2 separate regions of the Homo sapiens genome follow, and region 1 is linked to region 2. A link is an interaction called in ENCODE POLR2A ChIA-PET data of the cell type or tissue named here. Cell type or tissue: PC-3. All regions are shown on one strand. Each heading gives the region's core, and the rest is flanking DNA. Links, peaks and the distances in the headings are about the cores only. Region 1 overlaps MAP4 (microtubule associated protein 4). Region 2 overlaps SMARCC1 (SWI/SNF related BAF chromatin remodeling complex subunit C1).

Region 1 (5,381 bases), core at 223-5,222, 270 kb before region 2:
AACCCAGGAGGCGGAGCTTGCAGTGAGCCGAGATGGCGCCACTGCACTCCAGCCTGGGTGACAGAGCGAGATTCCGTCTCAAAAAAAAAAAAAAAAGAACAAAGGCGTTAACAAATTTGCACAGTTGTTGGCTATGGTTTTTCCCCATTACATTTTAAAACTAGAAAAATACTCAGTTTTTGACTAAAAGTACATATGGTTCAAACATCAAAAAGTACAAAGTGCTCTCCATTACAAAAACCTCCTACCAAGACAAGATGGTATCATCTCATTGTTTTCTGCTCCTCCCCTGTAAATACAACTAAATAGTCTGGAAATAATTGAAGATAATTCCATAAAAGAATATGAGGTAGAAAGAAGGCAAACCTGGTAGGGATCTCAGGACTTGAGGAATGGCAATACAGTGAATTCCCTGGGACTGATGAATTGATTGATTGATTGATTGATTGATTGATTGATGGTAGAGATGGGATCTTGCTATGTTGCCCAGGCTAGCCTTGACCTCTTGACCTCAAGTGATCCTCCTTGCTTGACCTCCCAAAGTGCTGGTATTACAGGCATGAGCCACTGCGTCCATCCCCTGGGTTTTCTTTTTGTCTCCTACATATCCCTGGCTGGGCACTGGAGAGGCCTGTAACCTGGAATTACCAACAGGCATAGACTGAAAAGAAAAGGAAAGGAAAAAAGAAAACAAATAGAGAAAATCTGTTCTCTATTGCCAAAAAAACAAGAAAGAAAAAAACCCAGCAAAGACCTAATGGTGAGCCCTGTTTCACTACCCATCCCCAGCAGTGGGCTCAGTCTGCCTGCAGGTACAGTGTCAATGCAGCCCATAAGGGCCTTCCTGTTGTCCACTCCATACTCAGCAGAAGCTATAGGCCTGGTCCGCCCACATCACCAGCAACTGCAGGGAGGCCTGTCCCCTACCAGGTAACAGCACCAGTGGCTTCTATAGCCCTGGTGTCTTGTAATCCTCTACCCAGGGGCAGGAGACTTTCGTAGGTTTCAGAACCTCTACTTCCTTCCCCTTAGCAAGAGAAAGCCCCCGAGGTAGGTGTTTCCTGCTCCCAGCAACCCCAGCAGAGATCAAACAGGAGGTCTGCCTGGGTCCCAGGCAGCCAGAGAGCAGTCCAGAGGAAGCTCTCTATTCTATGTTTCCAGCATCACTCAGCCCCTATGTGCTGACACTGGGTGACACAGGTAAGTCCCTACAGCCCTTTCAGGCAGTACCAAAAGGGATTAGTTAGAACCTTAGCAGAATCAGAACACAACAGGCCATAAATGCATTGCAAGGGCTCTAGGAACCAAATTGTCATCAGAACTACAGTCATAACCTGTAGACTAAATATAAACAGGGTGATTGCATGCTAAAGTACAAAATCAGAATTTTAAAGCAGCCATCATAAAAGTGCTTTAACAAGCAATTATGAATTCTCTTGAAACAAATGAAAACTAAAAACCTCAGTAAAGAAATAGAAGTTACATAAAAAGAACCAAATGTTAATTGTCAATATGAAAAATATAATAATTAAAATTAAAAACTTCAATGGGCTCAGCAGCAGACTGCAGATAACAGAGGACAGAATCAGTGACGTTGAGGACAGATCAATAGGATTTATTCAATCTGAACAACAGACGAAAAAATGGTCTACAAGGAAAAAACATATCTTCAGACCCATGGGACAATAACAAAAGATCTAACATTTGTATCATCAGAATCTCAGGAGAGGAGCAAGGATGCAAGGCTGAACAACTGTTCAAAGAAATAATGACAACAAACATCCCAAATTTGACAAAAGACAAAACTTACAGATTCAAGCAACTGAACAAATACCAAATAGGATAAATGTGGAGAAATCATGCCATGACTTTTCATAATTAAACTTTTATAAACTAAAGACAAAAATCTGTAAAAAAAGCAAAGAGATATGATGCATTAGGGAAACAGCAATTTTTTTTTTTAACCTTCCTTATGGTGCTGAGGAAACAGCATTTAAATGACAGCCTGTTTCTTATCAGAAACTGGGGAATGCAAAAAGAAGTGGCACAACATTTTTCAAGTGCCAAAAGAAAAGAACTGTCAACTGCAAATTATTTGGTAAAACAATCCATCAGGAATGAAGGGGAAATAAATAAAAAAGACATTTTTAGATAAAGGAAAACTAAGAATTTGTTGCTAGTAGACATACCCTTAGAGAATGGCTAAAGGAGGCTCTCCAAAAAAATAAGATTTGGTAACAGAAGGAGGCTTGGAATTTCAGAAATAAAAGAACAACAATGGAATGGGTAAAAATATGGAAATAGCCAGGTATGGTGGCTCATGCCTGTAATCCCAGCACTTTGGGAGGCCAAGGCGGGTGGATCATCTGAGGTCGGGAGTTCGAGACCAGCCTGACCAACATGGAGAAACCCCCGTCTCTACTAAAAATACAAAATTAGCCGGGCGTGGTGACGCATACCTGTAATCCCAGCTACTCAGGAAGGCTGAGGCAGGAGAATCGCTTGAACTCGGGAGGTGGAGGTCGTGGTGAGCCATGCCACTGCACTCCAGCCTGAGCAACAAGAGCAAAACTTGGTCTCCAAAAAAAAAGGAATATAATAGACTTATCTCCTCATGAATTTTTTAAAGTCATAAATCATATTTGAAGCACAAATTGTAATGCCATCTGATGTAGTGCTTAATCTATGAAGAGGAAACACTTAAGACATATTTTAGGGCTGGGCGCAGTGGCTCACACCTGTAATCCCACCACTTTTGGAGACCAAGGTGGGTGGATCACCTGAGGCCAGGAGTTTGAGACCAGCCTGGGCAACATGACGAAACCCCATCTCTACTAAAGATAAAAAGAAAAATTAGCCAAGCATGGTAGCGCACACGTGTAATCCCAGCTGCTCGGTTGGCTGAGGCATGAGAATCACTTGAACCTGGGAGGCAGAGGTTGCAGTGAGCCGAGATTGTGCCACTACACTCCAACCTGGACGACAGAGTGAGACTCTGTCTTTAAAAAAAAAAATTAAAGTAGGGAGAAAATAAAGGATCCTAAATGGAAGTAAGGTTCCAGTAGGTCACTCAAAGTAGTAAAACATAGCTGGGTGTGGCGGTGTGCATCTGTAGTCCCAGCTACTCAGGAGGCTGAAGACGGCAGGATCACTTGAGCCCAGAGTTTGAGACCAGCCTGAGCAACACAGTGAGACCCCATCTCTAGAGGAAAAAACAGTAGTAGAACATTGATACCAGTTTGTTGTATGTATATTGTAATACCTAGAGCAACCACTAAGAAAACTATACAGAGCAATATACTCAAAAGCTTTTTTTTAATAAAAATAGAATTCTAAGAAATGTTCAGGTAACCTTGGGTGAGATGTAATTTGAAAAAATGAAAAAAGGAAATTAAAAAGATTAAAAATGTTCAGGTAACCAACAGGAAGGCAGGAAAGTGAAACAGAAATGAGAAAAAGAGAGAACAAATAAAAAATAAAATATCAGACTTAAGCCTTAACATAGCAGTAATTATTTTACTTTATTTCATTTATTTTTTTATTTACTGAGATGGAGTTTCACTCTTGTCACCCAGGCTGGAGTGCAGTGGTACAATCTCAGATCACTGCAACCTTCACTTCCCAGGTTCAAGCGATTCTCCTGCCTCAGCCTCCCAAGTAGCTGGGATTACAGGCGCCCACCACAACGCCCGGCTAATTTATGTATTTTTAGTAGAGATGGGGTTTCACCCTGTTGGCCAGGCTGATCTCCAACTCCTGACTTCAGGTGATAAGCCCACCTCGGCCTCCCAAAGTGCTGAATGGATTACAGGCGTGAGCCACTGTACCTGGCCATCAGGAATTATTTTAGAAGCAAATGGTCTGAGTACTACAATTAAAAGACAAAGATTGGAAGAGTATATTATTTTTAAAAAATGACTCAAGTAGGCCAGGTACAGCGGCTCCTGCTTGTAATCCCTTTAGGAGGCTGAGGCAGAAGGATCACTTGAGCCTAGGAGTTCGAGACCAGCCTGAGCAACCCAGGGAGACCCCATCTCTACAAATAATTTAAAAATTAGCCAGGCATGGTGGCACATGCCTGTGGTCCTAGCTATTCAGGAGCTGAGGTAGGAGGATCACTTGAACCGAGGAGGTAGAAGCTACAGTGAGTACAGTCAGCCATGATCACACCTGTCTTAAAAAGAAAAAAAAATTGCCCAAGTATATGCTATCTACAAGAAATGCATAACAAACATAAGGACATAGGTAGGTTGAAAGTTAAAAGATGGAAAGAAATATATCATGTTAACAATTTTTTAAAGTAGCAGTAGCTATATATAATGATTATGCATATATATATATATATATATATATATATATATATATATATATATATATATAGTTGTTTTTTCTTGTTGCCCAGGCTGGAGTGCAGTGGCCTGATCATAGCTCACAGCAGGCTTGACTCGCTGGGCTCAAGCAATCTTCCCACCTCAGCCTCCCAAGTATCTGAGTCTTATAGGCATACACCACCATGCCCCACTAATTTTCTTTCGATTTTTGTAGAGAGGAAGTCTCACTTTGTTGCCCAGGCTAGTCTCAAACTGCTGGCCTCAAGTGATCCTCTGCCTCAGCCTCCCAAAGTGCTGGGATTAAAGATTACGTGTCCTGGAGTGACTATACTAACATCAGACAAAGTAGATGTCGGAGAAAAGAATAAAGGATCAATCCCACTAAGATTGATCCTTACATTTAGAAAACTTAGCAATTCTAAATGTATACACACCAAAAAACAGAGCATCAAGATATATGAAACAAAAACTGACAGAGCTAAAAGGAGAAGTACACAAAGTCACAATTACAGCTGGGGACTTCTGTAACCCACTATGAACAGTTGATAGAACTACTAGACAGAATGTTAGTAAAGATGTAACAGTGCCATCAAACAACAAAATCTCATAAACATTGATAGAAATTCCACTCAGTGACAGAATGTACATTCTTCTCAGGTGTCCATTAAACACTCACCAAGATGGATCTTGGGTCATAAAACCAACTTGAATCAATTTAAAAGATTGAAATTATGATGGGGCATGGTGGTTTGTGCCTATAATCCCAGCACTTTGGGAAGCTGATGTGGGAGGACTGCTTGAGACCGGTCAGTTTGGGCCACATGGCAAGACCTCCATCTCTTCAAAAAAATTTTTTTTGTAAATTATTCAGGTATGGTGGCACGTACCAGTAGTCCCAGCTACTTGGAAGGCTGAGGCATTAGGGTCTCTTGAGCCCAGGAGTTCCAGGTGGCAGTGAGCTGTGATCATGCCACTGTACTGCAGCCTAGGCAACAGACTTCATCTCTTAAAAAAAAAAAAAAAAAAAAAACTGAAATTGGAATTATTTCA
Region 2 (5,381 bases), core at 327-5,326:
GATCCATCCTTGGGCTTTCTCACACTTCTCTTCCCTCTCCTATACTGAATGGTAGCTGGAAGTAGGCCCATCCTGAGTCTTGTACGTAGCATTCCCTGGAGCAGAAACTTTTGACATAAGGTCATGGGCCAAACGGGACCAAGAGAATTATGAAAAGGGCCAAAAGTGAGAGTGGAAGTCATAAAAAGTAAGAAATTTAGAAGCAGAGAAACATTTGGTTATCTTGGGAGAAGTTCTGGAGAAAAAGAGATTAAGTAAGCTCTTAGTGGAAAAAAAACAAAAACAAATTTTTTTTTTTTTTTCCTGAAAACGGAGTCTTACTCTGTCACCCAGGCTGGAGTGCAGTGGCATGATCTCGGCTCACCACAACCTCCACCTCCCAGGTTCAAGCCATTCTCCTGCCTCAGTCTCCCGAGTAGCTGGGATTACAGGCGTGCGCCACCACGCCCAGCTAATTTTTTGTTTTTTTGTAGAGACAGGGTTTCACTGTGTTGCCTGGGCTGGTCTCGAACTCCTGAGTTCAGGCAGTCTGCCTGCCTCAGCCTCCCAAAGTGGTAGGATTACAGGCGTGAGCCACCGCACCTGGCCAAAAATAAATTTTTGTAATGAGTTGACTAGATAAAGAATTAGTGACTCCCTAAGCATGGGCTAAATTTGAGCATTTAGTTAGGACTTTTTACCTCTGACGATTTTGACTTTTTTATCTACATGAGAGATTCTGACTCCAAATGGTAGAACTTTAAAAAGAAATTATTCCAGAATACTGATCATTTTAGGATTTACATTTGCCTAAGTATCTTCTTGCATTATTTAAAGTGTTTCTTAGTGGCCAGTCCAAGCAAGTCCTCTGTTGAACTCCTCATGATGAGTAGCCCAGTACCTGTCACCATAGCCCATATCCATTTTGTCCTAAGACCAGCTGGCCCCAAAAGTAGGAAGAGGCTGCTTCAGTAGCTCTCCTACCCCAACTCTATACCACCCCACCCTCAGTTCCCTGATTAGGAAGCAGCCTAGTCAGGGACTTACTGTGCTTCTCACTCCATGCTGTACATCTGTCATTGAGCTTATGTCTCTGTAAGCATCTCTCACACCATTGATTGTCTCCTGCCCCGGGAGCTCATGAGACCTGGGTTTCATCTCTGTCACCCTCTGTGTATGCTGGACCAAATGCAGGCTTCTTCACAGCCTTACTCTCTTTGCCACCTGTTTGCATCCTGCTTCTCTGGCCAAGAAGGCCCTTTGCCCCACTTTTTGCCTACCTCCTGCAGTCCTCAGCTGTGGGTGGCATGGCCTTCACATTTACTGCAGTGGCAGCCTCACAGAGCGCTTAATTGCACTGTAATCACCAGTTCATGGGTTCGCATTTCTGTACCAGAGTATATACTTTTTGAGGGCAGGGACTTAATCAGATGTCTTTGTTAACACAGAAGTAGCACATCACAGGCCCTTACTTAAATGAGTGCGTGCCAGCATTGTTGCCGTAGTTGGGAAAGTGGAAAGGATAATCCACCCTTTGAGACTTAGTTTAATGGGGGAAACAGTCAACAAATAACGACAATACAGTATGTTTGTATAGTACAGCAGTTGTACAGATGCTGCTATGGGAACAGAAAGGAGGAGTTCCCAGGAGATGGGGAGAGGGAGAAGTTATCAGAGAAAACGTCCTACAGGCGGAGCTTTAGGGGATGAGTCTTTGTGTTTATTTTTCCCTAATAAGCTTCCCTTTTGACATTTTACAGATTTTCTTAGAGGGCCTGGAGTAATAGGGGGCTATAATATAGTGGAGTGGATTGTTGGCATATGCGGGATTCAAATGATGGTTGGGTAGATCCCACTGGCAGTAAGACATCTTGCTGTCATTTGCAAAGCATAACTGATCCATTAGCCTTGAATATTGAGTCAACCCTGAGCGCTTACAGAATATATCTAGTTTGGCAAGGAGCTCTTTCCTCAGCACTAAATTGCTTTCTCTTCAAAGAATGAACCTGCAGGTCCCCCGGTTTTTTAAACCTTCTGATGGATCTGTTGTCTGTCCCCTAAGAATAGCAGAGTTCGCATCCCCTTTCCACTTCTGTCTACTGGCCCCCAGACACCAAGGGGCAGTGTATAACCGCTCCTCTTCTCTCAGCCCTGCAGAAGTTTCCTTGTGTGATGTCTATTTTTTAAATAACTACTTAAATTATATAACTTCACTATTTTTTCTCTTTTGACTTTTTTCTGGGAGGACAGGGCTCACTCTGTTGCCCAGGCTGGAGTGCAGTGGTGCAGTCATAGCTCACTGCAGCCACAAACTCCTGGGGCTCAAGTGATCCTCCCTCCTCAGCCTCCCCAAGCAGCTGAGACTACAGGCATGAGGCACTGTGCCCAGCTAATTTTTTTTTTTTTTTTAAATATTGACAAGATCTTGCCATGTTGCCCAGGCTGGTCTCAAACTCCTTGCCTCAAGCAGTCCTCCTACCTTCTCCTCCCAAGGGGTTTGGATTACAGGCATGAGCTGCTGTGTCCAGCTTTTTGACTTTTAAAAAATGTTACTTTCTAATCAGATCACACACAATATTTCATAAATATTTTCTGAATAAAACAACACAGCTGAAAATGTTGGGAAAATACTCTCCGGACTCCATCCCAATACACAACGCTGCTCTGCTTGAATTCTTCCATGGTGGACTGTTATTTTCTTAATCAGCATTTGGTGTCAGCTGTTTGTGGCAGGAAAATTCTTTGTATGAGACAGTCCCTACCCCTACTGAATGAATGTCAATAATCCAATTGTATTAGTTATAAATTGCCATGGTTTCTGAGTAAGTGATTTAAAAAAGTAAGAGTATGAAAAAGCACACAAAATGGGAGCTATAATGTTCTTTATAATGTAAACATACGAGTCACATCCCTTCTGCCACATCCTGTTGGTCACAGACCAACTTTGGATCTGGGTTAGGTGAATAGTTTTCAGTGGGAATGTATAAATATTAGAAAGCAGGATCGTTGGCAACCAGCTTGGAGACCTGTTCTCTTACCAACCAAAATGTGTCATTTGAACTTCAAAATGCCACCCGCTCATTTTGTGTATAATTAAGACATAACCTCTTTCTCACTCTAGCACTAGCATCCTATCCTTCCCTGTGGGAAGCAAAGCTATGAATGTTTTTCTACTGATGATTTCCACACAGAATTCTTGTGAAAATTGAGAGAAGTATGGCATATGCCTGGCACAGTGTCTAGCACATACATAGTAAGTGTTTGGTAAATATATGCCTCCCGTTATGCAAACCAGTAATCAACAAATATGTACAAAATTCTTAAGATTCATAAGCCATTGTTGGCTTTGTGAGCATTTATTGGGTCAGTTACTATGCCAAAGCACTTTAAATGGATTTACTCACTTTATTTCCTGGCAAACTATGTGAGGAAGCCATAAGCAAGAAAGTAATGTTTGCTTTGAATCCCCTTATTCAAGAATCCAGCAGTGATGTTGGATGACAGCATAAGCCACTTCTTTGTTAGCCCTTCTTACATTCCAGACTGGAGCTTGAACCTGGTAGGTTGTGTACCTCAGATCACATGGGTCAGAAATGACAGAGCCAGATCTCAAACCTGTTTGTTCAGCTCTTTGTATTTATCTAGTACTTCGTAATTTATAAAGAAATGAGCTTTTGCTATTTCATTTTAACCTAGGGACTCAGATATATATGCAGCTTCTGTCATCCTATTATGAATCAATAAAGTTGATACTCCAGATAGTGAATAGATCAGCTAGGAGTAGAGGCACCCAACTCTCCACCTCCCCCACTGCCTCAGTTCATTTTAGATTGCACTCTTGCTCATCTTAACCTAGTAAGCAGTAGCTTTAGGATAACATTTTTTTAAATAGAACGTTTGGTTTGGTTTAAATAGCAATAGGTTTCAGAAATTAAGACTCAAAATCAAATATAAAGCTTTTTTTTTCCCTCTAATGACTTAAAGCCAGATGTTCTTTTTAGTCTTAAGTAATTGTAATTAAATGTAATCATATAAAAATTTCAGGGCCAGGCATGGTGGCTCATACCTGTAATCCCAGCACTTTGGGAGGCCAAGGCGGGAGGATCACCTGAAGTCAGGGGTTTGAGACCAGCCTGGCCAACATGGTGAAACCCCGTCTCTACTAAAAATACAAAAATTAGCTGGGCGTGATGGTGGGCGCCTGTAATCCCAGCTACTTGGGAGGCTGAGGCAGGAGAACCACTTGAACCCGGTAGGCAGAGGTTGCAGCGTGCAGAGATCATGCCATTGTACTCCAGCCTGGGTGACAATAGCGAAACTCTGTCTCAAAAAAAAAAAATCGAATTTGTTATGGGTATCATGAACTCAGCTATAATTAGTAGCTATTCCAGCTCCCTCATATTTTAAAGCATTAATATTAAAGGAAAGGCAGTTATGGAAGTTACAGAGTATATCAGGGAATTGACATGAGAAAAGCATTCCAGTTCAGGGGAGGGTGTTGAGCTGCCAGTGGGTCTACCACTCATTGTGTCTGTAGACTGAGTAGCTTTTGATGCTAGGCAGAAGCACACAGCCGTCAACAGAGCAGGTTTCAGACATGGGTTGTGTTGTAGACTAAATTACCTGGAGAGAATTGAAGGGCCTGGGCCCCACATAAGCCGTTTACATTTGAATGTTTTTTTAAAAGACACTTTGAGGCCATTGAGAATGGATCTATGAGCTGATTCCATTTATAGCTTTTGGACTAAATGTTGTCTGTCTCTCTGAAGTTCATTTGGCTAGGTATAGAAATTTTATACCTTCAGAGGCTGGGTGCTGTGGCTCACGCCTGTAATCCCAGCACTTTGGGAGGATGAGGCAGGTGGATCACCTGATGTCAGGAGTTCGAGACCAGCCTGGCCAACATTGTGAAACCCCGTCTCTACTAAAAATACAAAAATTAGGCGGGCGTGGTGGTGGGCACCTGTAATTCCAGCTATTCAGGAGGCTGAAGCAGGAGAATCACTTGAACCCAGGAGGCAGAGGTTGCAGTGAGCCGTGATGGCGCCATTGCACTCTAGGCTGGGCAATAAGAGCAAAACTCTGTCTTAAAAAAAGAAAAGAAAAGAAAAGAAAGAAATTGTGTACCTTCAGAAAAGAGGGACTATTAGGGAACTCGGAACTGTGAGAAACCCAGACCCTGTACTTAAGGAAGTTAAAGGATGGATGAGACATTGACTCAAAGAAACCAAATACTATGAGATGATGGGGCTATGAAAATTCAGAGAAAGGGGAGGTCATGGTCAGCTCAGATTATCAAGGTAAGATTCCTGGAGGAGGAGGATTGATAATGATTTGTAAGAAAGGCCCAGCTCTTGAAATATGAAAAGAATGATTGCTTAGGAGACTGGAGGGTCAGCCTG

Evidence for each region. Peaks named below come from ENCODE experiments on the same cell type or tissue, not always from the same donor. Only the 100,000 strongest peaks of a DNase experiment are listed, where the experiment ranks them.
Region 1: POLR2A ChIA-PET joins it to region 2 with 6 read pairs; 2 of 35 experiments call an interaction of 5 or more read pairs at or near these places.

The regions. Positions count from the first base shown.
Region 1 is chr3:47,880,446-47,885,826 of GRCh38, reverse strand. All of the region lies in intron 10 of MAP4 (microtubule associated protein 4), which reads left to right. Among named protein-coding and RNA genes, the nearest start is that of MIR1226, 34 kb to the right of the region's middle. RefSeq lists an enhancer at 1,197-1,276. In PC-3, for the core only: a CTCF peak has its summit at 3,331; no DNase peak of the experiment used is centred there.
Region 2 is chr3:47,615,388-47,620,768 of GRCh38, reverse strand. The region is part of intron 25 of SMARCC1 (SWI/SNF related BAF chromatin remodeling complex subunit C1); the gene reads left to right. Among named protein-coding and RNA genes, the nearest start is that of CSPG5, 39 kb to the right of the region's middle. In PC-3, for the core only: no CTCF peak of the experiment used is centred there; a DNase peak (open chromatin) is centred at 2,928; H3K4me3 peaks cover 450 bases; H3K27ac peaks cover 3,241 bases.